Linked DNA regions of Homo sapiens: all the other regions are linked to region 1. A link is a loop called in an ENCODE intact Hi-C map of the cell type or tissue named here. Cell type or tissue: ovary. All regions are shown on one strand. Links, peaks and the distances in the headings refer to the core of each region. The heading gives the core; the rest is flanking DNA.

Region 1 (10,256 bases), core at 1,125-3,624:
GGGCCCAAAATGCCAATATGCCCCAAAACTGAGAACTCTGAGGTAGAATCTGAGTCCGGCTCTGCTCCCTGAGTCACTACTTAATTTTGGACAAGTTATATAACTTCTCTGAGTCTGTTCCCTCATCTCAAAGGACAACATAGGTAATGCATGTAAAGTACTTCCTATTGTTGGTGGCACTTAATAAACACTCAATAAATGGTCCTTGTGGTTGCACTGAGGAGCAACATGATAGTTTATAGAACGTGGGCTGGAAAGATGGGCACGCAAAGGTTCAACATGCAGCTTTGCACCCAAAAGCTGTGACCCAGGCATGAAACTGCCCCTTAATGAGCCTCAGTTTTTTCATCTACTAAGTGGGAAGGGTCACACCAACCTCACTTGATTAAAAAGGAAATGACTGGGAAGAATGCAGCACCCAGCCTGGAGCAAAGTAAACCCTCGCTCAAGGGGACCGCTCAGGTGGAGATGTTAAAAATAATTCTAGGTAACACTTGTTGAGCATTTATTTACTCTCTGCCAGGCACAGTACGAGGCCCTTCTACTAAACTCTCTCCCTGAAGCCTGACAAAAACCTTTCGCACTGAGGGAAACTGAGGGATCTGGGAATTAAGCCAGAAGCTCACCCAGCTGGTCAGCAAAAAGCCCAGATTTGAAAACAGTTTTAACTCCAGAGGACTCACACTTAATTATTACTTTATACTTGTTGGGGGCAGAGTGCTCCTTTAATTCTTTCTGAAATCCCTGGATGAATACCTCAGGGGTGCCTGGCTGTGTTTTTACTCTGTATACCACGTCTCTAGGGACCATAGTTTCCAACTTTAGAGAGGTTAAGCAGCTTGCTCAAGGTCAGCCAGCTAGTTGGCTGCAAAGCCCACGCTTGCATCCAGCTTTTACCCCAGAGGCCTCTCTTCTGATATCCTTCTTAACTTAATCTACACTGGCTGTGGGTTCCCTTTATTTTTTTTTCTGGAATCCTAGAGGATGCACGGATACAATTCACCCAATGTGTCCATCTCTCCTCTCCTAAGTGTCAGTCTATAGGTTTCTGACCTCTAGAGGGTAAGCAACTTGCCCGAGATCCCCTAGCTGGTCTGAGCAGCAAAGCCTTTGAACGCAGTTTTGACTCTGGAGCTGCATTCTTCATTCTTATCCTACACTTGCTTGTGAATTCTTTTTCGTCCTTCCAGAATCCCTGAAGCTGTACAGCTATACTTTACCGGTTACGTCTAGACTATAAAGGACCACAGTGTTCCACCTCAGGCAGGTTCAGCGACCTGCAAGTAGTGATACAGCTGGTAAGCAGTGGAAGAAGAGGGAGGAAGCAAGGATGTTCCCGGGAAGCTCGGGGCATCCCTGTACCCAAAGGGATGGGGCGGGGCCCTGGGTCCCCAGGGATCCTGGCTGGAGGTCGGGGCGGGCAGCAGGCGCCTACCTTGCCGCCGGGCGGCGCGGCCACGCAGCGGCTGAGCGAGTCGAGGCGCGCGCTGTATTCGGTGAATTTCTTCTGGTAGCGCAGCGCGGTCATCTGCAGCTCAAGCTGCGCCGCGGCCAGCTGGGCCACCAGCGACTTCTCGCGCTTCCCAGCGCGCAGCGCCTCCTTCTTGAGCGCCTTGTGCAGCGCGCCCAGGCGGGCCTGGAGCGCGCCGTTGTGCGCCCGCAGCGCTCGCGCGCAGCAGTGGCCGCCCGCGCGCTGCTCGCCGTGCGTCAAGGGTAGCCCGCAGCCCTCCTGGCAGCGGCCCACTGGCCGCGCGTCGCAGGCGTCGCGCATGTGCGCCTCCACGTCGCGCCGCAGCAGCACCTGGCCGCAACCCGCGTGGCGACAGCGCGCGGGCGCGAAGTCGCAGCGCTCGAGGTGCTCCGGCAGCTGCTGCAGCTTGACCACCCGGCCGCAGCCGCGCGTCGCGTACGCGCACTTGATGTCCAGCTTGAGGATAAGGCGCTTGAGCGGCAGGACGTGGTTGAGCTCTTTGGCCGACAGGCGACCGCGGCAGCGCGCCGGGCAGCTGCCCTCCTGCACCACCCAGGGCAGCACGCAGCCGGCGCAGAAGACGTGGCCGCACGGCGTGGTCAGCGGGTCCTCCAGGACCTTGTGGCACAGCGCGCACTTCAGGTCCGGGTCCACGTCGCCGTCGAAGCGGTCCAGCTCGAAGCCCATGGTGGCGGCCAGGCCCCGGGGTCGCCGCCGGGCGGCCGGGCGCCCCCTCCCTCCCCACGAGGCGGCCCAGACAGGCCGGCTACGCCGCCCGCGCGCTCGCTGGCTCTCCCCGGACTGAGCCTAATTGATCCAGACTTCCTCGGAAAATGCCCGAGGAACAGGACTCCTCCGGCCGTATTTGCGCGAGCGCGAGCGCACATACATCGTGCCTTGGATGCCTCCCGCCAGCCCCCCGAAAAAGGGAGGAGGCTGGAAGGCAGAAGCGCGTGGGAGGACACTGAGGCTCGCCAGAAGGGACGGGCCAGCCCAGGACGCCAGCCTGAATCTTCTCGGGAAACTCCTTTCTGTTCTCTTACAGTCTACGCTATAGGAGACAAAACGCCAGCCGAGAAAAGCTCGCTGAGTTTGGAGCTGAGGCTACTGCTTTCTCCCAAGGGTTCTCTTCGAGCCCCTTCCCGAACGGATCAAAACTTTTTTACTCCCTTCTCCCTCCCCCTTCCTCTAGTGGCTGATTGCAGAGGACTAAAAATATCTTGGGGCCCGCTATCTCAGCACTTACGGTCTTTATTTATTTATTTCATTCCAGGGAAAGTTACAGAGCCTGCGGGAAGCTCCGGCTGCAACTTCAGTTCTGACCAGAGGTTCTGTGAACCTTCAGGATTTAGCAGGTTTCCAGGACCGGTGGGTGAATCTACCCGGGGAAGTTTTGGTGGACAAGAGCTGCTCGCCAGCTGTCGGAGTGGGAGAGGCCAGCGTGCTGGCTCCATCCACTTCACCTAACACCTCTGAAGTGTCTGCCCTGCAGTGTGGCAAGCGTGGTGCTGAGCGCTTCTAAATCCGTCGCTTTAAAGATCATTAGTACAATGTTGTGAGAGGGTTAGCTCCATTTGAAAATTATTTTCCCGTGATTACAAAAGAAGCGATGCTGACTGCAGAAGTTAGAACTGGGAGAAGACTCATCACCCCCATGATCATGTCAACAACTGCCCTCCTTCAGTTTTGGTTTGTTTTGTGTGTACACTCTGTCATCTTTCCATTGAGGAAACTCAGGCTAGAAGAAGGATAAAAACAAAACAGAAAACAAAACAAAACAAAAGTGCCCTGTAGGGTCCTGTAGGTCAGTGTTTCTCACATTTTAATGTGGTTGCGGTTCTGATACAGTGGGTCTGGGGCGGGTTCTGAGAATCTCCATACTGAAAGCACTTCCAAGTGATGCCAATGCTGCTAGTCCATGCTGGTCCTTGGATTCCCACTTGATTGGAAAACCCTGGCGATCCATAGATCTGGACATTCATTCCCTGCAGTACAGCAAACCTGGCTGGGTAGGATTCAGCAACAGTCCTGAGCAATGGAGGAATATTTTTGGAATTCCAAACTGGGTGTAAAGTTCATAGCATCATCCATTGATTTTATTTTATTTTATTTTTACCTCCCAAGGCTATAGACATTCCTAAGAAACACGCAGTCAGCTTTTGGTGAGAGTGGAATCAAGCTATGGAATTCTCATTTGGAATCTGCTTCCAGTTTCTGAACAGTGAAGCGGGAGAGTTCTGAACAGTAAAGCAGGAGCTCTGTATTCAGCGAGACTCTGGGGCCTGGAAAGTGGGATTACAGCATCCATTTTGTCTAATTGCTTTCCTTCTTTCTTTTATGTGGCTGCTAAAGCCCCATGACCTTCACTATTTAACTGCTTCATCAGAGTGAAAGAATTGCCTTGATGTTCATAAGGATTACTTGTTTCACACTGACCTTTAAAAAGTTGTCACTCACTAGATTTTTCAGTGCATGGTTGAGGTCACTGGACAGTGTTCTTTAATCAGTTTTGGTGGCATTTGTTGCCTATTTGAGGTGGAGACTTTCTTTTAATTGCTTTAATCAATTAATGCATTGCTTTGATAGGATTCTGCATGGGGTGGAATATTATTGGCCTTTGTTCAGATAAGCTTGTGCCAGGGAATCCTCCATCAGTATATTCATTAAACTGCTCATGGGCTCTCAGATAATGGGTAGGAAACAAATTCTTTCACCAAAGGTGTGTGGGCTTGTCAGTTTCACAGAATGAGCTAGTGTCAACAGGGTGATAATCTTCAAACCAAACTGGTTTTGAGAAACAGAGAAGTTCTGTCCTACACCATAAATGTAAATTAGTGCTTACTTGGGGTGTACACTTTTTTGGAGATGTTCTACCACCCCTCGGGTGGTCTCCCAGATGGCAGATTGAGAGGTTGTTGCTGAAATGCTACAGCTGAGGCCACAGAGAAGCCATAGCCTACTGTGGATTGGCCTCTTTAGGCAAAAGGAAAGTCTGTGCCACTCCTCAATGGTTAATTTTAGTATCAAAATTCTTGGAGGTTAGAAAAAAAATCCTACAATGTCAGAGCTGGCAAGACTATTATTTCAGTCACCAAACTTAACAGGAGAAACGAGAGCCAAAAATATTAGGAAAAAGGAGTTGAGGGCAGAGTTACTCAACCTTGGTACTACTGACATTTTCATTCAAATAATTATTTGTTGTGGTGTGTGTGGGGGTGGGGGGTTGGTTATCGTCTGCATTGCAGGATATTTAGGAGCATCTCTGGCCACTATCCAATAGACATAGTAACAACCCCTTGTTGTGACAACCAGGTTGAGAACCACAGTTTTAAGGAAGCTTTCTGCTCATTACTGAAGTCAGGCAATGCTGTCAGCCCACATTTTCTGCTGGCTGTGGAACCACCTGGTGAATGCTGCACAGTGAGAGAGGGATGTTATTATAAATCGAAAACTCAAGGCACCATACCAATAAACATGAATAAAAACTGTAGGAAGATGAATGTTTGGTGTGGCAGGCCTCCTGAGAAAAGTAGCTGATTTTTCTGACATGGATTAGATACTTACTCAACCGTCCCAGAAACATCTGAGTGTTTATATATGGATGAATTCCTTGTGGACAGCTGGATTGGTCACTTTGCAAATTATTTTTGCGACTTCCACTACCTCTTGCTCTTACCCCTTCCTTTTATCATCTGATTCTGCACTTTCTAACCAAAATGTGGCCCCAAGCCTAATAAAAATACTATTTCTATATTCACCACGATCCCATTCTGATTTTAAACTCTGTTTTTAGTGTTCTTTCCATCAGCATGTTTAATCAGAAGTTGATAATAATATCTACCACTTTTTTGGGAACTGTTACTAGGTATCAGGCACTGTGCTCAGCACTTGACCTTCATTGTCTCATTAATCCTCACTGCACATAGAGAGGTAGATATGTTGTCCACCCTGTTTTACAGATGGAGAGACTGAGGTTTATAGAGGTTACATAAGATATCTAAGTAGGCGTAGGTACCTTATAAGGTTACATAAGGTATGCCTCCAGTCAGGGATGTCAACAGGAGAATTTCAGAACCCTCACTCTTAATCACCATAAGCATTATGCGTCTCCTCCATAAGCTCCAGCTCAGGAGGCACTCCCTTACAAATGATATGGATAAGAACTCCACCCCTCCATGTTTGCTGGTTATCAATCCTCAGCTGCTCGTAGGGTCTGGATAATTTGTGGCTTCAGTACTAGAAAAAACAAACAAAAAGAAAGTCAAGGGTTTTTACATTTGTTTTTTAAATTTTCTTCCCCAGGCGTACATATTTGTATTCTACTAGCTAAAATAGCACTATACAATTAGATAAGGATCTGCTTTTACCAAATGAAAGTACCACCAGAGCGTAATAAGGTACAGCAGTCATCCACAAAAACAAGTGTGAAACATTTCGGTCAGACTGCTTGCCTGTTAACATAGCCAATGTTAGCCATCCTGGAGCCTGACACATTCGTTTGGCCATGGGTTGAAAGGTAGGGAGAAGAGAAGGTAGTTCTCTATTCTGGAGACTTTTGAAGACTTTGGTAAGTCAGGATGAGTTATCACAGTAGGGACACTAGGCAGAAGAACAAGAATTGCGAAAATACTTCTTACAAATTTGAGCAAATTCTGGTCTGCAAAAGTCTGGCTCTCCTTTCCCAACTCTCCAGATGGGATTAGTTTCCACAGCCCCAAGCACATACCCTTGTATAACAATGATCACACTTGAAATGTCTTAATTTATCTAATAATTATTTAGTAGCTATTATATGCAAAGAAGAGGCTGTTCTTGCACTGGGGCTACAAAGGCTACCAAAAATAATAAGCAGTGTCCCTCCCCTCTTAAGCCTTCATTTCACGATAAGGAACAGCAGATATCAATAAATGAATAATAAATGAGATGATTATGGAATATGATAAGTTCCCTAATACAGTGCTGCTCAAAGTGTGGTCTGGGGACCAGAAACATGGGCATAACCTGGAAGCATGTTGAAAGTGCAGAATCTCAGGCCGCACCTTGGACCTACTGAATCAGAATCTGCCTTTTAGCAAGATCACCAAGTGATTTGTGTGCACTTAAAGTTTGAGAATCACTGCTGTCAACACCATAAAAGCAGCTTACATGCTGGAGAAAAATCAAAGGGGCCCATTTGAAATAGGGCTGTCTGGGGAGGGGAAGTGTGAGTTGTCGCTTGAAGGGTGAGACTGAGCCAGCAATAGCTGGGAGAAGAACAATCCAGGCAGAACAAGAGAAAGTGCTGAGGTTCGAAGCAAGCACATGGTCTATTTGAATTAGACAGAGTGTGCCTAGAACTTGGAGCAGAGTAAGCCGAGCGAAGAAGAATCAAACAAGGGTAAAAAGTAGGCGAGAACCAAATGGACACGGGCCTGCAGGACCTGTGGAGGAAAGAGATTGAATTGATTCTAGTGCTGATTGGCACTGAAGTATTTTGGGCAGCAGAGGAGCACAGCTTGATCAATGTCTAGTGTCCATGCCACATATTACACTCTATTATAGAGTAGGGCAATCGTGTTCACGTTCTGTCCCCCATGTTTAACACTTAGTAGAAACGTAATAAATATTGAACAAATAACTGTTCCCTCTTCCTGCTCCATGTAAGTTCCTGCTGCTCAGCTCTTAAGCGTGGGTTGGTACTACCAGCATGAGGTATATGTATCACAGTATGAGTTAAATAGGCCTCTGTGTCCTAGTTGGAGTACCTATCAACATTTAGAACATTGTTCCCATAACAAAATCAATTCAGAATTATGAACAGCCAACTCCCACATGAATAAGTAGATCACTATCTGGTTGCGAATTGGTAGGCTTTGTATAGACTATGCATGTGTATATATACATATAAATGTTCACATACATACCTATGTATTTATAAACATACATGTACGTGCATACATACATGCATGTGGAACAAAAAAATTGTTTAGCTGAGCATAACAGAACATCCAAATAACCATGGAATAAACTAGTTAGAAATTAATCTCTCTCTCAAGTGAAAAAATATGAGCCATTGTTAGCAGGCTGAGGCTGGTATAGTGGCTTCCAGGTCACCAGGGACTCAGGATTCTTTTCTCTTTCTGCTCCACCATCTGTAGGGCCTGGCGTCTATGCTCATTTCATGGAGCGAGATAGCTGCTGCACAGCCAACCATTCCAGGCAGAAAAATGGAGGAAGAAGGGGCAGGCCAACCTGATTAACCTAGGGGAAGTAGCTTAACTTAATCAGGTTGGCCTGCCCCTTCCTTCAGGAGCTTTTCTGGAAGCTCCACCCAACTACCTTCTCTTGCATCTCAGCAGCAACAGAATTTATGAAATGTACTCTTTTACAAAGGCACATTGCTTCCTGGAATATTAATAGGTTCTACCCTAAGATATCACTTTTTGCATCCACTATGACGACCTAAGACAAAAAGAGAGACAGTAACAAGTGTTGACAAGGATGCAGAGAAATTGGAATCCCCACATGTTGCTGTTGGGATTGTAAAATGGGGCAGCCACTTTGGAAAATAGTTTGGCAGTTCCTCAGAATGTTAAATATTGAGTGACCATATGACCTAGGAGTCCCTCTCATGGAGAGAACTGAAAACACATGTTCACCCCAAAACTCATACACAAATGTTCATAGCAGCATTATTCATAATAACCAAAAAGTTGAACCAATCCAAATATCCACCAACTGATGAATGTATAAACAAAAGGTTGTATATCCATGCAATAGAATACCATTCACCATAAAAAGAAATGAAGTACTGATTCATACTACAACATGGATTTATATTGAATACATTATTCTAAGTGAAAGAACAAATGAGAGACCACATGTTTATTATTCCATTTATATATAATATGTAGAGGTAGAAATTAGATTAGGGCTTAGCAAAAGCTTGGGGAAGGGGGAAATGGGGAATGACTGCTAATGGGTAGAGGTTTCTTCTTTGCACATGATGAAAATGTTCTAAAATTAATTGTGCCAATGGTTACCTAACTCTGTGAATATACTAAAAAACACTGAATTGTACTCTTTAAAACGGTGAATTTTGTGGCATATGAATTACATCTTGATAAAGCTATTCTAAAAGTGCAAAAATGGTAGTAGGGTTCTGTTAATAAGGAAGAAGGGGTTGATGGCTATTAGATACACAAGTGTCATTCTCCATTTGTCTAGATACATTCATAAGCTATTTTTGTTTTCAAAATTATTTGTATTAAAGTAGGGTTTATTTTCCTGTTCATGCTAAAGGCTGCATGTTTAAAGATTACTGAATTAAATTGCATTCAGACTCTTTTTGGCTGCAAGTTTCTGAAGCCCAATTCAAAGTGAATAGGAATTTTTAAAATGGAAAGAATAGGCCACATCATTAAAAAGTCCAGGAAGTAAAGTGACTTCAGGCATGGCTGCATCCAGGTGCTCACATGAACACATTAAGAATCTGCTCTGCTTTCCCTTGGGTTAGCTTCCTTCTCAGGCACTCTCCCCACATGGTTATACACCTTCTGCAGTCCATATTTGCATCTCACTACCTTATCATCCCTAGCACAAAGAGCACTGTTTTCCTAATAGTTCCAATAAGTGTTCAAGGCATGACTCCTGACCTGCCTTAGGTTATCTGCCAACTCCTGAGCCAGGGAGTGGAAACATTCTCACCCAGACCACAGGAAATGAAGGTAAGGGAATGAGGGGTTTCCCACAAAGAGATGCCAGAAAGACAAAAAAAGTATGTCCACTATAGTCTTATTACAAGAGTCATCAGTAGTCATCACCCTCTTCCTTCAGCTAAATCACATGAAAGGTACAGTTTCTGAAGTGGAACTTAAAGTTTGAAAGTGTAAAAGATATCTGTAATGTTGGTCAGTGTTGCATCCCCAGGACCAGGGATGTTGTTTGGCTCCTACCGGCCGCTCAATAAACGTGTTGATTGGCTTTGTAATTTACCCATATATTTCCTGGTCCTAACACACTTTTTGGTTCTTAAACCTCAGAGATACTTGGTTATTCCTAAGGTGAAAAAAATCAAGCCATGACATCTGAAGAGTATAACTTATGATTACATGAATTCCTCTGTCAAAAATAAGACAACTTAATCATCACAAATGCATGGGAAGTTATAAAATCATAAAAATACATATATATACATACAGGCATACGTATATGTACACATACATAGAAATACACACAAGCACTAATTTCATTAATAACTAATTTGGAAAAGCTGCTTTTCCAATATTTAAGTATCAATTTACAGTATGTTCCTTAACATAAACAAGCTCTTTAAAGTCCTTGCAGCTCAAGCCTGTGATCTAGGAACTCATTAATTTTAATTTTTCTCCTGGCACCTTCTACTGCACTCTCATTTACTCGGTCTGTAAAATTATGATAATAATAATCCATGTTTAGGTAGCATACAGTAATAATTGTTAATTAACTAATTTTTATATGTAGAACCCCCTGAAGATTTTACACAAGTGCTGAGTATTATTATTTTAGGGTGGTGGTACAGATTCAACTTTCTGTTTTCAAGTGAGACAGGTCACACTCAAATATTGCATTCTCTTCAGGAATGGAATATTATAAACTGCTTCCATGGGCCATCCCATTGCTGACTGATTTGACATGTGAAACCCTGCAGTATGATAGCACTTTCTCTTGATGCCTAGAGCCTCAAATACCCAGAACTGTGTTCAGTGTTTCATCCAAGGGGGCCTCTTTACAGTAAAATATAAACTGCTTTGGCAGGGACATCAGC
Region 2 (10,067 bases), core at 7,304-9,803, 70 kb before region 1:
ACGAAGACAATCTCACCACCACATTGCATCAAATGATCGTCACTGTCTATAAGGGAAATTTCAAAGCCACTTGAAAGTACTTTTGGGATGGACTCACAGCTGTCTGTCCTTAGATCATAAAAGTACTGGCTTGTTCATTTTGAGAAATAAATGTAACCAAATAAGCCCAGCATACTTGTGCCATGCCCATTCATCAGTGAGGAAACAGCTTCAATACAAGCTTTTTTGTAATGGCTTCCCCTGCCATGGGATTTCAGGTGAAGCTCAGATTTCAAGGTTCTGCAATACGTAATTCAGATGGCTTTCCAACTTGTCTAAAACATTTTATAGTTGCCCTGAAATATTTCAAAAATTCTGCTGAGAATGATTCTCCCATTTACATATAACACAAAATGTGTATGGTAAAATTTAAATGCAGTGTCTTCACGCTGAAGCTGAGCAATGACTTTATCAAATTCTGTATCCTGGAAGATGAAGCGTGTTTCTGAAGATGAATGCTTGGAGGTGATATAATTTGTAAGTGAGCGGATGATTTTTTATTACACCGTATGCATCCACATGAAGAAATAAAACTCTGGAAAAAGCCTGAGTTCAGCAGCTGGAAGATGAGGTGAGAACTCCCAGGTCCAGCTCTACTCCCAACTACATGCCTATGCATTTCCATGTACCCAGGTTCTGCCTCTGAAAGGCACAGCACCATTCTGAATCAAGGAAACAAGCCAGGACGTGCAAAGATGAGGGCAGAATTCCTTCCACCCCACTCACGACAACAGCCCAAGTAAGGAATACTAAGCTCTTGAATGGCTTTCCATAATTCATCATCCTAGGATAGAGGAGAAAAAATACCCCACAACCTCTCCCTAGCCGAACTCTGGAAACAGGTTGACTCATTTCATTTCTGTGGTTTTTCAGAGTAAAAGCTCTGGAATCTTCATGGCAGTAGATAGTTGTTTTCTTTAAAGCTTATAAGCCTTTCTTGATGAAGAAAAACTAAACACTCAAAAGTATCATTAAGTGACAGCAGCACCAACAATACCACCATGAAACCTGGTATAGTTGTGGGTGCCTCTGTCATGGTCCCAGTGAAAAGATAGAAGTCCCTGATGCATAGGCAGTCCCTTGGTAAGAATCTGGCCTGGAAAGTCTTGGAGATACAGTGCAGTGGCCTGCAAGCGGGTAGATGAGCGGCACTGCTTAAAGGAGCTCCTCCTCGAGGTTCTGGTCCAGGTGTGGCCATCTGGCCCTATCAGCTCTCTGCTCACAGGACAGAGAGAAGAGGCTCAGCTGGAAATAACTACATAGAGTCAAGTGGCTGCCTCCAAGAGATGCTGTGAGCCCAAACTCACTGTCACGTGGGGTGTAAGTGGGATTAGTGCCTACTTCCATGGCTCCAGAAAAAGGGTAAAGACAGTCATTTCTGTTTTTGCTGAAGCTAAGTCCACTGCAGACTCAGACCAGAGATGGGTCAGGCCAGAGCCAGAGTCAACTCTGAAGCTTGCTTTTATTTACTCTTGGCAAGTCCCAACTTCCTGGTTCTAAGAAGAATGAAGCGGGGGAGGGTTAAAAGTCTTATAAAAAGGCTCCAAAGGCTTCTTGGACACCAAAGAGCTCTTACAAAACTACATTTTGATGAGCTACATGTAAATGAATCAGAAACATATGGATTTCATTTCCTTCATAATACACAGGGGTTTCAGAACGAAGAGGTTGTGGAGTGCTTGCTGAGATAAGTCTGGGCTCTGTGAAAATGTTAAAGCGGGGGAAGCTTCAGACATATGCTGAACCTAAATTAAGACTAGGCCAACAACCCCGCGCCCACACCCCTTCCTCTATGGGGCTTTGATATCCACCAGCTAACCTTAGGTGCTACGTAGAGAGAGAGCAAGCACTACATACCCAAATGTGACAGGCGCTTGGGGTCTGTGGCTTTCTCTGATGATGTTTGAGGATTTGGAAGTTTCTTGTAACCAGCTCCAAAACATTGAATATTTTGCTGGCTGCTGGGAGTTACGAAGCAGAAGATACAGACGTTTTATTTCCCCAGATTCCACTAAAGGGGATGCAGGCAGCATGTCCCTGAGAGGTGAACACTCTGTATGCTGAAGCAAAGGAGGGATCCTACTTTAGAGCACTCACTAATTTGAGGCTTTTTGAAGCACACACCCTGGAGCTTCGACTGTCTTGCGGAGAGCTCAACCTAGTTGACTTCCCTGGGATGTGGGCTGGAGAGGGAGTGGGCAGACATCCATATTGTAAGATTGGTAATCTTGGCCTCTGCCTTTTCACACAAGCATTTATTAAGCTAATGAATTATGAGGGGGCAATAAAGAAGCTAGTAGTAAATGAGGTTTCTGCAGGGAGCTGCTTGATAGGGTCAATCACTCAACACCTGTTTTAGTTAAAAATTAAATGGATTGTTTTAATTTTATGTCAGAAAGCCAGTGTGTCTGAGTCAAGAAAATAGATTGTCGCCAAAGAAAGAAAAAGATAAAACAAAAAGCAGGACAACAGATGCTGGTGAAGACATAAGGAAAAATGGAAAACAGACAAGTGTTACAAAGGCAGTCATGAGAACTGATGAGAAAGAACTTTAAAACAGCTGGAAAAGAGAGAAAATGGTGCAGAAAATGGCACCTGCCCCATGCAAGGCACAAAGCTGGTTGTTAGGAAGAACATCAAACATCACAAAAGCCATTTTCTTTTGATAGGTCAAATGGTTGGTGGCATATCTCTTCTCGCCTCTGAACACAACTACAATCACTTTCTGTTGATAATAATGTTAAGCTTAATTATACAGAGGCTGCACTTGAACGTTTCCTTCCTTATAGCTAAGCGATGCCATTATTTTTCATTTAATTGCAGAATAACGAGTGCTCTGTTCATGAAGTCCAGGAATTGCTAATATAACAATGGTGAATGCAGTGGCAGTGCACGACTTCAATTTTCATGATTACTATTCATTAGCGGTCTGTCAAATGGATAGAATAGGCTCTTTTCTTCTCTACCAGCTAGCAAAGGGCACTGTACCCGAGAGAAGTTGCATGGCAGGAAGAGTGAATCAAGCTGCCCTGTCTGCTGCAGGCTTAGGTTCAAAGTCCAACCCTGCAAGCCCAAATCCCAAGTCTTTGGACACAGAACAGCTGCTTATACAAGTTCACACTTCTATAAAATCAGGTGAGGACAAATGGACGATGATGCAGCAAGTACACTCCTGGTAATCGGCAAAGGTGGCATCCTTTGTTGCCAAACATTTCATAAAGGGTTTTTCACTCAAAGACGGAGAGAAGGGTTTGGAAAAGGAAATGGAACTAGAAGTCCCAAGAATCGGAGAAAGAGAAATGTAGGGCGTGAATTTAAATAAGAAATGGATATGTCTCATCACAGGCAGTACATTCTACTGTTAAACTGCCCTCTTTAGGGGATCAAGTACCATGTTTGTCTGAGTCACCTTCGTACTTCTGTGCCATATTTCATGCTGCCCAGGGAATTATTCACATCTTAAGCTACGTATCTCAGTAGAGCTGTACAATCCATAGGTAATTTGCTAACCTTAGTAACAATTCTATAGATCCTTGTAGCATTTTTTATTTAAAAAACCAACTTCTCACCTGCCTCTAATCCATGTCCTTTCAGATCCTGGGCCCTGGCTGCCTGTTAGTGCAGATGCTGCCTTAGCAAACAGAGGGTATGGTCCAACTTGCCTATGAACCGGGAAGCATAATATTTTAATATTTGTGCCTTAAGCAGTTGTTTTACTTAAAAGCACAGGAAATCCTGTCTTTTTTCTTGTTATAAAATCTTACAAAGCTACTGGAAAGATCTCCGCAGGCCAGTGGTTTTCAAAGTGGGTTCCCAGAACTAGCAACAGCTGAATCATCCGGGAACTGGTTAGAAATGCAAAGTCTCGCCGCCACCCCTCAACCCCCCAGACCTAATGAACCAGAAATTCTGGGGTGTGGCCCAGTGGCCTGCGTTTTAACAGGCCCTTTAGGTCATTCTGCTTCACGTTCAAGTTTGAGAATGGACACTCTAAGGCACTGGTTCTCAATCCTGGCTGCACATTATAATCACCTGGAGGGTTGTTTTTAAAAACAATCAATACCTGGTCTTACCCTAGACCAATTAAACCAGAAATCTCTAAGGCAGGGCCCAGGAATCAGTCTTTATTTAAAAGCCCCCCACCTGATTTGACTGCAAAGGCAAAATTGAAAACCACTGTTGTAAGCAGACCTGCCCTGTGCAGCTTCAAGCCAAATCTCACAGCAGCAGACATTGCCAATAACTGCAAGTAGTTACCCCAAAGCAACTTACTATTATTGATTAAATGCTGGTTTCTAAAAAATGAAGGCACACCTGTATATGGTGACGTCTACCCAAAGATGTCCTGGTCTAATATCAGGTTTGTGAATTATAAAGAAATAGAAGTGCCAATGATCAGGGTAAGGAAAGGATGAATAAACTGAAACAGAAGCACAACCAAAACAAAACAAAAACACGCTGTTTCAGGAATCAGCAGATTTGTTGGAACAAGGGTCATACAGACAGCAATACTCTGAAGTGTCTCTGCCCTGGAGAAGCAGAATGTTGCAAAATGTTCTTTTTCTTTTAAATGTTTATAATGAGAGTTATCAGAAAGAAAACTAGCTAAAACTGAACAGTGCAGAATAACGCTGGATGCTTTCAGGGAACACCTTGTGTTTGAAATTGTAAAAACTGTGATGTCATTCATTTAAATTTGAGTGAAACAAGATCACTTGGAACAAGTAAACCAGCTAAACATCCCTGTATGTGCAGGGCCAAAGGTGTAATATTGCCAATTTTTAATTTAGGTTTAATTTTGTCACTCCTGTTGTGGCTTATTAAGAAAATGTATTTTTTTGAGAGGTGGATACTGCAGTCTGTAGGGGAAAATGACACACTGTCTTGGATGAGCTTTGAAATACTTTGGTATAGAAAGAAGAAAAGGAGGGAACCAAGAAAAGTCAATGTAGCAAAAAATCATCAGCTCTGTCAAATGAAAGTAATGGCTATCATTGTTTAATGTTCCTTTTGCATCATTTGAAACTTACGGAGGCCAGGAGTGGTGACTCACACCTGTAATCCTAGCACTTTGGGAGGCTGAGGTGGGAGGATCGCTTGAGCCCAGGAGTTTGAGACTGGCCTAGGCCACACAGTGAGACCTCGTCTCTACAAAAAATAAAAAAATTAGCTGGGCATGGTGGCATTGGCATGTGCCTGTGGTCCCAGCTATTTGGGAGGCTAATGGGGGAGAATCATCTGAGCCTGGGACGTCAAGGCTGCAGCGAACTGTGATTGCACCACTGCACTCCAGCCTGGGCAACAGAGTGAGACCCTGTTTCAAAAAAAAAAAAAAAAAAAAGGAAAAAAAGAAACATATAATTATTTCCCCACTTCTAATATTAGAAGCCTACAGAGAAAATCCTAAAAGTGCTAAAGGGTCATATTTTTGAGATGCTACCTTCTTGAAGCAGTAGACTAAGCCTATGTTTATACCTGCATGTGATTTTATTTATTTTTCATAGCAACACAAAGGCCATTATCCTTCCCCTGTTGTACCTGTGAAAAGCCTGAGGTCTGGAGAAGGTCAGTAATTCTCAATGCCACACTGCTAGGCAGTGGCTGAGCTGAAATACCCATGCCTGTCCAAGTGACTGATTCCTATGACCTTCCATCCCCCTTCACTGCCTTTCCTTCTTTGTGGACAGTCCTAAGTTTAGGGTCAGCACTACAAAGCGAAACACTCCAATCACCTGGGGCACATTCCTTTTCTCACTCCTTCCCACGTCCTCGTCTTCTATCCTCCCAGTTACTCATCTCAGTACCTCAGTTTCCCCACCTAAATGTTGCCTCTTAGGTTTCACGTGGGAATTAAAGGAGTGTGTGTGTGTGTGTGTGTGTGTGTGTGTGTGTACCCAAACACCTTAGAACAGTCCCTGGGAGATAGCATTATATACATAATCACTATTATACTTCTACCCTAGTAACTTTCTCACCACTCAAAACTTTCTCCTTCATGAAGTGTCTTCATGATTAACTTTAAATGGATAATAACTGGACTAAGCAGCAGATTCACTGAGGAGTTTACACAATTATCTCATTCATTCCTCATGACCCTGTAAAATTAGGGTGTTTTCTTCTCTGGAAGAAATACAAAATACAAAGAACATATGTTTATGGTGTGTATGAGGTTTTTGCGCATGTGAGTGTGTGTGTCCACAGTAGCTTTCAAAAGAACAGTCATTCTTATCAACTAGATTCTGCAGAACTTAAGAGAAATGTGATTAAAACATTACTGACAAGGCATCGCTATTTATGTTAGTGAATTCTAACTGGACCTATCCAGATGTATGTTTACGGATTATTTGCCCAAGAAGAACAGGTGCTAGTCCTTGGAAGAAGTATGATTAATAAACACTGTTTAGGATTTGAGATGCCCAAATAGGTATTTGGAAAACAGATCTTCAGAAGGAAGGTAAATATTTCTATTAGAGTATAAACAACACAGTCCTACCGAGCACAGTTGCTCAGTGTGATGACTCATCATGCAGCTTCAGCCTACTTGAGACTCACTAAGGATCACACAATAATAAACACAACCTACTACGTGCTCACCACGGTGGCTGATTCCCTGGTGAGGAGAGGAGTATCAGGTGACTCTAGTCCAGATAATTGAAAGAGAGAAAGCTAACATATAAAATGGAATAATTAAAGGTTAAAGTAGAGACTACAAGGAAGGGAAAGTGTTTTGAAAATGTAAGACATTTCATGTTTGACTCAAGGTAAGCGGACATGTCTTAACTTCAGAAATAGCCTGTAAAAATGCACCAATATGGGAAGGTCATGCACCAAGTTCAGAATAGTGCTTACGCTTCTGATAATTAACACGGTTGACACAATGATCTCATTTATTCCTCCTGATTCTATGAGGTAAGACCTATTATCGGCCAGGTGTGGTGGCTCACACCTGTAATCCCAGCACTTTGGGAGGCCGAGGCGGGTGGATCACCTGAGGTCAGGAGTTCGAGACCAGCCTGACCAACATGGTGAAACCCCATCTCTACTAAAAAATACAAAAAATTAGCCGGGCGTGGTGGCACATGCCTGTAATCCCAGCTACTCGGGAGGCTGAGGCAGGAGAATCGCTTGAACCCGGGAGGCAGAGGTTGCAGTGAGCCGAGATGGCACCATTGCACTCCAGCCTGGGTGTGACAGAGTAAGACTCCATCTAAAAAAAAAAAAAAAGAACTATTATCCCCATTTCAGAGACAAGGAAACTAAAGGGCAGCAAAGCAAAGTAGCCCAGACCCAGTACTTGAACTCAAGCCCTCTAATGTCACAGTGTATATCCTTAAGAATTCCGTGGTGTGACTTCAGAACACGCAGGAAGAAATGTCAATACAGGCTGGAGGAGTAGGCCAAGGTGACAGGGAGTACCTTATCCCTACTTCAGCTCTGGCAAAGTAGTGGCGGCATCTGGATAGGTGAGGAAGGCATGGACAGGGTGACAGGAGATGCTGGAATACGCATGGCACACACATGACCAGGAAGTTCATGCTGGCCAGAGCCACAACGGGCATAAGGACTCATGGAAACAAGAATGAGAAAGAATGGGGCTGGAAGGAAGAAACTGACAACTGTATACAACTATCTCACTGGCAGCTGGAGGTACAAAGTAGAGGCCCATGAGGCCTGGATATCTGGGCATGACCAGCACAGAGCTGCTGAGTGAAGGTTATATGCAGCCTGAGATGGAGAATAGAGGGCCAAGGGCTGATGTGGAGAATGGCCACCACTTAGGTCAGAAGAAAGGCCTGGTGAAGGGGAACGTGTATTTTTACAATCTTATATATACCCATGAGGTTCCACCTGGATTCAAATCCAGTATGCAGCTTACGAGGTGTGACATTGGCCAAGTCACAAAATTTCTCTGCGCCTCATTTTACTCAAATATAAAAAGAGAATAAGAAGGTATATAAGAATATCTCACAGGATTGTTGAGAGAAGACACACACACACACACACACACACACACACACTCCCAAGATGAGAACAAGGCCAGACACAGATAAGTGCTCTGTAAGTGTCCGCTTGCTGCTGTCATCATCGTCATCGACATCATCATCATCATCACTCTTCACAGAAGCATGGGCCACAGCGTTGTTTGCAACAGTGAAAAATCAGAAACAAACCATAATGTACGTTCAAAGGGAAATGGCCAAGGAAATAAATATCTATACCATGGACTGTCACACTGCAGTTTTCAAAACTGAGGTAAAGACTTCCATATCCCAACTTAGAAAGGTCTCCAAGACATAAAGGTAAGAGAAAAAAAATAAGCCAAATTCCACAATTTTCATCCACACTCACTGGCAGTGAATATGCTCTTTCACACAAATATTCTCAGTGTCTTGGTAATTTATCCGTAAAATGAGTTATGAGAAGTTACTGTCCATGATGATCAAACTACCAGATTCTTAAAACGTGTTGCTTTTACATCATGCCAAATGGGTGAACCAGAACAATTCTGTTCTAGGTGACTTTTGGAGAGTATGTCTAATAACAATTAGATTTTTCTCTTACATTTTTCCACATGATAAGGTCTGAGCCCAAGCCCTCAGTGGCAGGGAAGGGACCAGATTCCAACAGGCCTGACTGGCTGTCGCCTATTTTAATCACCAGACAAAGCAGATAAGTTGCAGGGGGGATAGAAAAATTAAACATGTCCGTTTTTGCTTTTCAGAGGCAATTAGGGGATTTATAGCCAATGTGTTGTTATTTTTTGAATCAGAGCCAGTAATTTTTTTTTTCTTTCAGAGAGGATGATTATACCATAATCACTGACATTTTTAAGGAACATTTTGGAGCCACAACTTTGTTTCCCTAGAACAAGCACTAGTTACTAAAACTTGCCATGTCACTTGGGACGAGGAAGAAAATTTGAGTGTGAGGCCCTGGGGAAGCTCTCGGAAGAAACACCTTTGTTCTCAAAGTAAAACAACAAATAAAACAGCTGCAATGATTATTGAAATGCAGAGCCAAACTCTGAATCCACAAACCTGTAGGGAGAATCCTAATTTGCAGAGATTCCTGCAGTCCAGGATGTTTAGAAAGAATCCAACTCTCTGAAGTAATTAAAACTTTCCCACTGACATTTTGTTAAAAGTATTATTCTCTTTGGTATACCCTTTCCTTATGGAAAATAAGGGTTGTCTTCAGGCTTGCTCCAGTATGATGACCTCCAATTCCACATTGCTTGAGTCTCAATCAACGGCATGTGTACCAAGTCCTATACTTTGGGGAGGTAACACTGACAGAAAATATACCCAGTGAATTTAACAGCAGGAGAAGAGAAAACTCTAGGAAAAGATCGAAGTTCAGGATTTGAACTTTGGAGAGGTGAAAGGAAAGTCAATGGTAACCTTGGTTTTCTATTTCTGAATTGAAATCAGCTATTTAAAATGTAGAAAAATAAAAAGAATAGGCTTAAACACAAGATTATCTATAGCTGGAAATACCTCTTCCTTCCACATCCTTATTGTTCTTACACACATAAATTCAATTGTAACTCCAGTACTTAATACATGCAGAGTACTGTGCTAATCACTGAAGAGGGTGATTCAGAAAAGGCAATAATTACAAAATATGCTTAAGGATTCATAAGAGAAAATTCCTAGAAATGCTCCCCACCTCCCAATTTTCTTTCCTCAATTCACCACTGACTGAGAAATCCTCTTAACTTTCAATATCTTCATCATAAAATGAACATAATAATTGCCAACACACTCTTCCCTCTTTGAAATTTTTCTAGTGGCTTAAACATCAAGAAAATCTCACATTTAATAAGTAATAATCATAATCTATGAAAGTTTTTCATTTGAGAAAAATATTTAAATCGAAAGTTAAGATATTTTTTCCAAAAATGGTTTCAGAAACTAAGGATATAAAAGTTATATAACACAGCAAATTATTTTATAATTATATTGAAATATAATAAATATACAATAATACAAATAGTAATTTGTCCTTTTCCTGTTGGAAAACACACT
Region 3 (10,256 bases), core at 2,963-5,462, 520 kb before region 1:
TCGGGAGGCTGAGGCAGGAGAATCGCTTGAACCCCGGCGGCAGAGATTGCGGTAAGCCAAGATCGCACCACTGCACTCCAGCCTGGGTGACAGAGTGAGACTCCATCTCAAAAAAAAAAAAAAAAAAAGAAAAGAAAATGCTCTGTGCTTGGACTCCAGTGACTTGGATCTCACGTGCTCACGTGGTTGGCGTATTCCTGTGCAGTAGGGAAGGGGAAGGGTAATTATTTCTGCTCTTCAGGTGGAGGAGAAGAGGAGAAAGGCGGGCTCATCTGGTCCTCCTGGGATACAAGTCCCACGACCTCTGGGCCGTCTCCAGGCTGAAAGTCTGAGAGAAGCTCTTTCAGCTGGGCAGGCAGCAGAGGGGAGCTTTGTGTCCTCCCAAGGTCCTGGAAAGTTGATTGATTCTTGCTTGTTAGTTCACCTTCTTTCTCTTAACTGCATTAGGCAGAAATAAAAACTAGCCTTATGCTTGGGAAACATAAAGTAAGAATGTCTCTTTCTGAGAACCCAAAAATACTAGTAGTAGATGAATAAGTTGTGGGAATTACTTTCTGAATATGAAACATTATGATTTTTGTTTTTGCATTTAGCCACTTTAAATTATTTTTAAAAATAAGTTTGAGTATAAATGAATTATATATATGTACACACACACACACACATAACATACACATATAGATTATCTGTCAATCAGTCATGTAATTTAGAGTCAGGGAGACCTAGGATTAAGTCTTCACTTTGCCACTAACTAGCTGAGTGCTCTTGGGCAAGTTACTTAACCTTTCTATGTCTTAGTTCTCATAAATTTAAAATTGAGACCAATAAAATCGATTTCAGAGGGGTGCTGGGGCAGACTGTATTTTCCAATGATGGCTGCAGTACTGTCTCCCCTCCCACATGTTCTTCATATAATGTGACCTTGACAGTCCTGCCATCAAGAGGTGGGGTTCATGTCCCCTCCCCTTGAATGTGGCCTTGGCTGTGGTATGGCAGAGTGATGCTGAGTGGCTTCTGAGGCTAGATCATTAAAAGGCCATGTGCTTTCTCCTGGGATGCTCACTCCTGGACCCCAGCTGCCATGTTGTGAGGAAGCCCAAGCCAACATGTGTCAAAAGACCTCAGGGAGTGACATCCCCACTGCAGTTCCCAGCTGACAGCCAGCATCAACATCACACCCGTGATGAAGACACCTGCAGGCGATCCTGGTCCCTAGCCCTCAGTTGCCCCAGCCTTGGCATTGCCAGGCTGAGGCCCCAGGTACTGTGGAACAGAGATGAGCTGTCCCTACTCTGCTGGACAAGAATTCCTGACCCATAGAATCTGTGAGCATGAGAAAATGGTGGGTTTTTTTGGCCAGGAAATTTGGGGTAATTTACTACATAGTGATAGTAACTGGAACGATTACTATGATAAGAGAGATAATGTATCTAATGTGCCTAATTGTCACACATTTGTCTACTATTAGTCACACAATGTCTACTATTATAGTGGGAGATTTTGCCGCAAACAAGTAGGCAAAAATGTAATAGGAATGTAGAAAGTTTCAATAACATCAGCAATAAGCTTGACTTACAGGGCATTTGTGGAATTCTGTACTCAACAGTTAGCAAAGACACATCCTTATTGATATTCAGGAAACAGTTGTAAAACTGGACCATTACCAAGCCATAAAACAAGACTCAATGAACCCCAAATTACTGATATCATAGTTCATTCTGTCACTCCACAAATTGTTCTTGAGGCTTGGTATGGTCCAGGCACCCAAGGAATAGCAATGAGCCAAAGAGATCAAGTTCTCTACCTCCTGTCATCTTCATTCTAGAGGGAGACAGAAGACAAGCATCAAAGTGGGTAAATACCTAATGTTAGGTGGCAATTACTATTACAGAGACAAAAACTAGAGCAGGGTAGAGAAAACAGGAAGTGCTGGGTCAGGCTGCAATTAGATATGAGGTGATTGGGAAGGCCTCTCAAAGGGTGACATGTGAGCAGAGATTGGAAGGAAGGGAAGGAGTGAGCCGCTCAGGCTTCTATTTTATTCCATGCAAATCCACCCTTGTTTTTCTCTTTATCTTCCATTCTGGTGGTGTTTTCCATTCTCTGAAGTTTGAAATATGTGTAGGTGAATCAGTAGTTCCCAAACCTGGCTGTGACTTAGACTTGCTTGGGGGTATTTGTTTTAAAAATACAGACACCTGGGCTCCACCGTCAGCTTTGGAGGGTGACCTCCTTGGAATCTACGTTTCAGCACGCTGGGTGGGCCTAATTCTGATGGGTAACCAAGTCCCAGAACTGTTGGTCCAATCTCCCTTTTCTGTTTTAATTTATTCCTTTGCTTGAAATGGAGTAAGTTACCCTAAGACCATAGGACAGCGGTTCTCAGCAGATGGTCCCTGGCCTAGGAGCATCAACGTCACCTGGGAAGCGACTGGAAAGAGCACACCTCAGATCCCACCACAGACCTATGCAATCAGAAACTAACAAGCCCTCCTGGTGATGCTGCTGCCTGCTGAAATTTAAGAACCACAGCGATGCACTGAGTATTTGGTTCTCTCTATTTAGTTCTTTAATTCAATTGGAGTTCCATTTGTGGTGTGCTCTAAGTCATTCACTTCTCCCAGTTGCTAGGAAACATTTACTGAATGTTTCTTCTCATTCCAGAGAGTTTGAAAGAATTTATTGAGCATGTATTGTAGGCTAGGCTGGCCTAGTTATAGGGGCTACAAAGACATGTCCATGCCTTACAAAGTTCAAAACCTAGGGCAAATAGGACTGATGTATGAGTGCTAAAATATGCCACGAGCCATGAGCTATGTTCCAGTGAAAGCTGACAACACAGCTCAAAGGGGAAATCAAGGTGGGAGGGAGGGAAAGGCTCCACGGAGGCACATCTGGGACCCACCTGGCAAGAGCTGGGTCCTCTTCTTACCAGACTCATGACACCCAGGTGTAGAAAGGACATCCCAGTCTCCCCTCCCTGTCAAACAACGTGGCTCCCTTGAAGTAGCAAGTGCTGACTATTTGGGGTGTGTCCTCTTGTTCATACAGATAACTTAGAAACCTTGCTGGCCACTTACAGGGTGTCTGACATGGAACTGTACAACTTTTCTGTGTGGTTTTTTCTCACTCAGTATACCTGGCCATCCCTCCAGGCCCGGCGTCGAGGCTTACACACCGTCTTTCCCATCCTGGGCCCATTCCGTGGTGTGGAATGCCGTCACCCTCTCAACTGTCCTCCCATGGACGGGCTTCAGCCTTGTGTCTGGGTTTTGGCCATTTATGGTGAACAAGGGGTAATCTCCATAGGGCAGGAGGGAGGGGGGTTGGAAAGAGCTGTTCAGAAGAGGACAAGAAGGAAAGTCGGGGACTTTTCAATTTAGCAGCAGAAAATCCACTTTTATCAAGAATGACGGGAAGACATTGTTTCTAGCAGGCAACGTCTACAACTAAACGTATGGTTGAAAGGAGTGAGCTTGATGGGGTCTTGCTAGTGATCTCATTTTGGGCCTCATTGGCCCACCCTCCCACCCCTGTATTCGAGTGACCGGGGACCCCCCTCTGCACCCCGGGGAAAGCGTCCGCCTGCTGCCCTCTGTCCCAGGCTTGGCGGCACCCCAGCCCCAGCTTTCTGCCTCAAGCCTCAACTTCCCTGAATTCTCAGCCCGGTGGATTTCCAGGGAAATCACCTCTGTGCAGTTTCATTAATTTGCGCCAAGGCCATCAAAGGGGGTTGTGTAAGAAATGTTGGCAGCCCATGGAGGCTCTGGGAGCTTCAGATCCGGCCTTCTTAGCAACAGGAAGCCCTTTCTTGCTCAGCATAAACAAGCCCAAACACTCCCCCACCGCCCATTCCCCTCAAGGTGCCAGTTTGCTTTGAAATCCACAGCAAAGGATTTCGAGGTGTGGCCTCATTTTGGCAAAAGCCTTAATTCTCATTATCTTAAGAGTCTGCACTCCCACCTCCCATGTATAACTTAATAAAAGTCACATGTGGCAGGGGATTATCTTTCATTCAGTGGAGTAAAAAAGGTCGTCGTGTGTCCCCATTGTCCCTGGTAAAGTAGCAGGCACTCAGGAGGGGGCTGATGTGGATACTGGAGTTGCAGTTTAGGCAATGTCCAGCAGAGGGAGCACGATGCTTTGAGAACAACCTGGCTCCTGGCTGTTCTGAAAGAGGAGTCTCTTTGCTACCAACCCCATGCATGTAGGAGTTGTCTTCTCTGCATGTGCAGCAGCTAATAAAAGAAATCCAAAGTTTTCTTGCTGGGAATTTGAGAATTCAAGGATAGATACATCCAACAATGGTTAAATTCTGTAAAAATTAATCCTGCTGGTCAGCTTGTGGGAGTGGCCCTAGTTGGCTGTAATCATTGGTATTTAAATCTGTAAGTGGACGGTGGAGAGAGGCTTGTTTCCTGCCTTAATGAGTAAGTCAGAACCTGCCTCGGAGGCCCTGTTAATTGTTAAAAACTGATCTTTGAGCAGGGTTGTAAAGAAGAAGAAGAACGGCTTTTTTTTTTTTTTTTTGAGATGGAGTCTCGCTCTGTCTCCCAGGCTGGAGTGCAAAGGAACCATCTTGGCTCACTGCAACCTCCGCCTCCTGGGTTCAAGTGATTCTTGTGTCTCAGCCTCCCAAGTAGCTGGGATTACAGGCACCCACCACCACACCTGTTGGATTTTTGGTCCCCAGAACCTGTTTGATAATTATCTTCAACTGTCTACAGCAGCCATAAAGAGACCTGTGGTGTACCTGTTCCGGGTAGAATTATGGATTTGGAAGCCTAGGGAAGAACTGAATGTGGCACTGGTTCATGAAAAGGCCAGATTTCCTCTGGAAAGACCTCTGTTCCCTGTTGTTCTGCACAAAACACTTCCTGCAGCTGGCACTGGGATTGGGGCATGACAGGCATCATCTTGCTTAATCTTCATGACCATCTAGTGAGGTGGGAGCTTTGATCATACTCATTTTAAAAATAAGGAGCTAGCTTAAAGTCGTTAAATATTTACCCAAGGTCATATAATGGCAGAGCTGGAATGTGAACCCAGGTCCATGTGACTCCATTCATTCATCCTTTCATTCATCAAACATATATTGTGGGCTCCTTGTCCCAGGTAGTGTGCTAGGCAATGGGGAATAAGAAATAAGAAAGACAAGATCCCAGTCCTCACAGAGTCTTCATCCTAGGAAGGGATGGTGGACTCAGAGCAGGTAAAGTAAAAACCAAGATGCTTTTGATGGGTGCTCTAAGGAGAATAAAGAGGGTGATTTGACAGACAGTGTGGGGGTGCTGCAGGGAAGAAGGACGGCTTTTTTTTTTTTTTTTTTTTGAGATAGAGTCTCGCTCTGTCTCCTAGGCTGGAGTGCAAAGGAGACATCTTGGCTCACTGCAACCTCCGCCTCCTGGGTTCAAGTGATTCTTGTGTCTCAGCCTCCCAAGTAACTGGGATTACAGGCACCCGCCACCACACCCGGTGAATTTTTGTATTTTTTAGTAGAGACGGGGTTTCACCATGTTGGCTAGGCTGGTCTCAAACTTGTGACCTCAGATGATCTGCCTGCCTCCGCTTCTCAAAGTGTTGGGATTACAGGCGTGAGCCACCATGCCTGGCCAGAAGGACTGCTTTAAATAGGATGTTTGGTGAAGGCGTCATGGAGATGGGACAGATGAATGAGACCTGAGGATGAGAAGTCTCCATCCATGGAAAGATGTGGAAATAGCAGTCCAGGTGGAGGGCCCAGCCCATGCAAAGGTCCCGAGGTGGGGCAGGCCGGGCAAGGCAGGATAAGAGATTGGAGGGCTGCTGAGGCTGGGGCATGGTGGATGAGGATGGGTGAGATGGGCTGGGCCTCATTGACTCTGTGCCCCTCTCCACTCTACCATGGGCTCCCCTGAAAAGTGTATGTGACAGAGTCCAGCTTCCTCGGACATATGTGCTGCTGTCACATGCAAGACGAGCCCATGGCTGGATTCCAGCTCATTTCACCTTTTTTTTTTTAAACATTTAATTCATCCTCGCTGGCCTCCCTCACTCCCAAAGGAAGACCCAGCTGCCAATTCCCTCTTTATTCTAATCTCTCTCCGGGTCCCTCCATCTGCTTTGGACCAGGGTAGAAACTGCCATCTTCACCCCTGCCAAATAAAGCCATACATCTTGTTTAGCCCCACTGGCACTCAGATGCTAAACCTTCAGATCAAGGGCAGGCCAGGCCTTGGGATGACCACATTGTTGAGGAAAAGGGAATTCAGCCACGCTGAGGTTGAAGAAAAACTGCAGTGGTGCATGTGTGAGGATGGCACTGTTGTGGTGTCCACAAAGGGAGGGAGAACAAGACAACCCCGATGTCCATAGATGGAGGCTGGAGAGCCAAAGTTTGATCCCTTAATGTCATGGAACAATAAGCAGCCATTAAAATAATGACACAGAGCCGCAAGCATTGACCTGAAGTGATGTCCACCATGTATGGCTAAGAGGAAAAAGCAGTCTGGAAAAAAGACTGTGTCGTGTGGGTCTGCATTCGAAAAGGCAATAGCTCTATGCTTGTGAATGCGAGTGCCTGGACCCAAGTTGCAAAGGACACACAGCAAGGCATGTGCAGTTATTATTCTGGGTGGTGGCATTTGGGTGATTCTAAGAGATTCATTCTCTTGCTTGTAACTCTTCAGTGGGGCCCATTGTTCTAAGGATGAAGCCTCGCGGACCACACAAGATATGCTGATGAGGCCTCATGTTGTCTGACCCATGCCTGCCTTGCCAACCTGAGTTGCTCCCTCTCTCTCTGGTCCGACAGGCCATCTCTCCTTTCCTCCAGCCTCGGTCCTGGTAGTCTGAGGACCTTTGCACAGGCTCTTTCCTCCACCGGGAAGCCTCTTCCCTGACAGCCCACTTTCCCTTTGCTGCCTCTCCTTCTGTTTTTTTTTTTTTTTTGAGACAGAGTCTTACTCTGTCACCCAGGCTAGAGTACAGTGGCACAATCTCGGCTCACTACAACCTCTGCCTCCCAGGTTCAAGTGATTCTTCTGCTTCAGCCTCCTGAGTAGCTGGGACTACGGGCATTTGCTACCACGCCCGGCTAATTTTTTGTATTTTTAGTAGAGACGGGGTTTCACCATGTTGGCCAGGCTGGTCTCGAACTCCTGACCTTGTGATCCGCCTGCCTCGGCCTCCCGTAGTGCTGGGATTACAGGCGTGAGCCACTGCACCTGGCTGCCTCTCCTTTTATCAGCTCAGTCTTCACTTCTTTAGAGAACCTGCCCTGACTCCCCAAGGCCAGACTCTCCCAGCCCCAAATGTCTCTCCTGGAGGTCCCCGACCCCATTGAGATGAAATGCCCAGTCCTTCTCCCCTGCCCAGTTCTCAGTTCCAAGAAGGCAGGGACGATGCCAGTCTCCCTCCTCTGTTTCTGCTGTGTGTGCCACCAAACAGCAGCACAGAGCTTTACTGAGTGAATGACATGAATACCTTTCTAGATGGCCTGCATTGTGTGTGTGTGTGTGTGTGTGTGTGTGTGTGTGTGTGTGTGTGTGTGAGATGGAGTCTCACTCTGCTGCCCAGGCTGGAGTGCAGTGGGGCGATCTTGGCTCACTGCAGCCTCCACCTCCCGAGCTCAAGCAAATCCTCCCACTTCAGCCTCCCAAGTAGCTGGGATTACAGGTGCCTGCCACCATGCCCGGCTAATTTTTGTAATTGTAGTAGAGATGGGGTTTCACCATGTTGGCCAGGCTGGTCCTGAACTCCTGACCTCAAGTGATCCACCTGCCAAAGTGCTGGGATTACAGGTGTGAGCCACTGCACCTGGCCTGGCCTGCATTTTTATAACTAGCATTTATCCCTCCTTTGAGGGAAAAAACCAAAAATATTTTTTCTGGCAATGCATGATCATTGCAAGAATGTAAAATAATCCAGAGGATGTTAAATTATCCCTATTATATCTTTTTTTTTTTTTTTTTTTTTTTGGGAATCAGGACACTAAAGCAGAAAAAGGAAAGAAGTGAAGGCAAGACATTTCCATATCTTCTTTTTTCTTGAAAGCTGCGGTGTGGTGGAATGTGGCTCTGGAGTCAAACTATCTAAAGTCAATCAATCCTGGTCCAGCACTGCTCTCCACCAGCTGTGTGATTTTGGGCAAAAGGCTTTAACTCTCTGAGTCTCAATTCATATCTATTAGGTGGAGACACTCATGCCTGCCTAGGGTTATTGTGAAGACTCAGTAAGATAATACACATAAAATGCTTAACAAAAGACCAGTGCATAATAAGCATTTAATAATGAATATTTGCACAACCATCCGCCTATCTCTGTCTGGCTAATACAGAACCCAGAGTCAATCATTTTGACAGTTCCATGTAAGCAGGGACATCATCTGTTTTGCTCCCTACCATAATGCCAGTCGTAGGATGGTGCCTAGCACATAATAAAAGTTCAATAAGTATGTTTTGAATACATTTGAAGACACTGATGAATTTCTTAAGATCCTAGACAGCATTACTCATTTTTCTTTTCTTTTTCTTTTTTCTTGAGACGGAGTCTCGCTCTGTTGCCCAGGCTGGAGTGCAGTGGCACAATCTCGGCTCACTGCAAGCTCCGCCTCCCGGATTCATGTGATTCTCCTGCCTCAGCCTCCCGAGTAGCTGGGACTACAGGTGCCTGCCATCACGCCTGGCTAATTACTCATTTTTCTGAGATGGCAGAATTGGAAAAAAATCACGAACACATCTTTTCTCCTGTTTATTTTATTTTATTATTTATTTATTTATTTGAGATTTGAGATTTATTTATCTTGCTCTGCCACCGAGGCTGGAGTGCAGTGGTGCAATCTTGGCTCACTGCAACCTTCACCTCCTGGGTTCAAGTGATGTTTCTGCTTCAGCCTCCCGAGTAGCTGGGATTACAGGCCCTTGCCACTATGCCCAGCTAATTTTTTTTTGTATTTTTAGTAGAGATGGGGTTTCACCATGTTGGCCAGGCTGGTGTTGAACTCCCGACCTCAGGTGATCCGCCTGCCTTGGCTTCCCAAAGTGCTGGGATTACAGGTGTGAGCCACCATGGCTGGCCTATTTTATTTTATTTTATTTTTGGAGACAGAGTCTTGCTCTGTGACCCAGGCTGGAGTGCAGTAGTGCAATCTCGGCTCACTGCAACCTCTGCCTCCCGGGTTCAAGCAATTCTCCTGCCTCAGCTTCCCCAATAGCTGAGATTACAGGCGCACACCACCATGCCCAGCTAATTTTTGTATTTTTAGTAGAGATGGGGTTTTGCCATGTTGACCAGGCTGGTCTTGAACTCCAGTGATCTGCCCGCCTCGGCCTCCCAAAGTGCTGGGATTACAGGCGTGAGCCACCACGCTCAGCCCCTATCTGTTGTTTCTATCTACATATCTGGAGACCATCCAAAGGGAATCTATATCCAGGGGAAATCTTCTAGGGAAAAAAGGAAGAGCAGGCATATAGGTAGAGGGCTCCCACCAGAATGATGAATCCACACTTGCTGCTCAGTCCGTATCCAGTTAGGCTTTAAAAGGGACAGTTGGTTCTAAACTTTTTCCTTTTTATCAGGAACAGCCCATTGTCCTTTTCTTTGTGTTTCAGACAGAGGTAAGGTCGTATCTCTTACATTTCCAAAAATGTGCTCAGTGGACGAGGGTTGGCAAGATGTTGTAATCAACCGATTAATTTTTTTTTTTTTTTTGAGGCAAAGTCTCACTTTGTCGCCCAAGCTGGAGTGCAGTGGTGCAATCTTGGCTCACTGCAACCTCCACCTCCCAGGTTCAAGCGGTTCTCCTGCCTCAGCCTCCGGAGTAGCTGGGTCTACAGGCATGCACCACCATGCCCGGCTAATGTTCGTAGTTTTAGTAGAGATGGGGTTTCACTATGTTGGCCAGGCTGGTCTCGAACTCCTGACTTCACGATCCACCTGCCTCGGCCTCCCAAAGTGCTGGGATTACAGGTATGAGCCACCACGCCCCACCCCGATTAAGTTGTTTTTAAAAATGTAACACACATCTAACATGGACTGAATATGTGCTAAGTGGTGTAAGGCCTTGTATTTGCTGTATCTGCGTTAACTCAGCTGGTCCTCATAAGGTCCCCCTGAACTTGTTCAGTTTTCATATTCATCTATCAATGAAGAAACTGAAGTACAGAGAGGGTGACTAACTTCCCTGCGGTCACACAGCCAGTGGCTGAGTCAGGATATGAACCCAGATGCTGGTTCCAGAGCTCGCATTTAACTGCTGGGCTCTGCTGCCTCTTAAA

The links. Peaks named below come from ENCODE experiments on the same cell type or tissue, not always from the same donor. Only the 100,000 strongest peaks of a DNase experiment are listed, where the experiment ranks them.
Region 2: it touches region 1 in a loop (2.0-fold over the local background); 5 of 110 quality-filtered maps call a loop at or near these places.
Region 3: a loop joins it to region 1, with 2.7 times the contacts of the local background. A loop is called at or near these places in 6 of 110 quality-filtered maps.

Annotation. Positions count from the first base shown.
Region 1 is chr3:73,622,668-73,632,923 of GRCh38, forward strand. PDZRN3 (PDZ domain containing ring finger 3) reads right to left here and starts at 2,274. Exons shown (of 10, transcript NM_015009.3): 1 at 1,436-2,274. The coding sequence starts at 2,158. PDZRN3-AS1 (PDZRN3 antisense RNA 1) reads left to right here and starts at 901. Exons shown (of 2, transcript NR_046681.1): 1 at 901-1,298; 2 at 2,745-5,232. RefSeq lists an enhancer at 1-207. In ovary, for the core only: no CTCF peak of the experiment used is centred there; DNase peaks (open chromatin) are centred at 1,494, 1,952, 2,344 and 2,784; H3K4me3 peaks cover 2,500 bases; H3K27ac peaks cover 2,500 bases.
Region 2 is chr3:73,546,329-73,556,395 of GRCh38, forward strand. The region is part of intron 3 of PDZRN3 (PDZ domain containing ring finger 3); the gene reads right to left. The region is part of intron 1 of LOC101927296 (a long non-coding RNA gene); the gene reads left to right. Among named protein-coding and RNA genes, the nearest start is that of PDZRN3-AS1, 72 kb to the right of the region's middle. In ovary, for the core only: no CTCF peak of the experiment used is centred there; no DNase peak of the experiment used is centred there.
Region 3 is chr3:73,097,128-73,107,383 of GRCh38, forward strand. The region is part of intron 1 of LOC107986098 (a long non-coding RNA gene); the gene reads left to right. Among named protein-coding and RNA genes, the nearest start is that of EBLN2, 41 kb to the left of the region's middle. In ovary, for the core only: a CTCF peak has its summit at 4,116 (motif pointing right); a DNase peak (open chromatin) is centred at 4,124.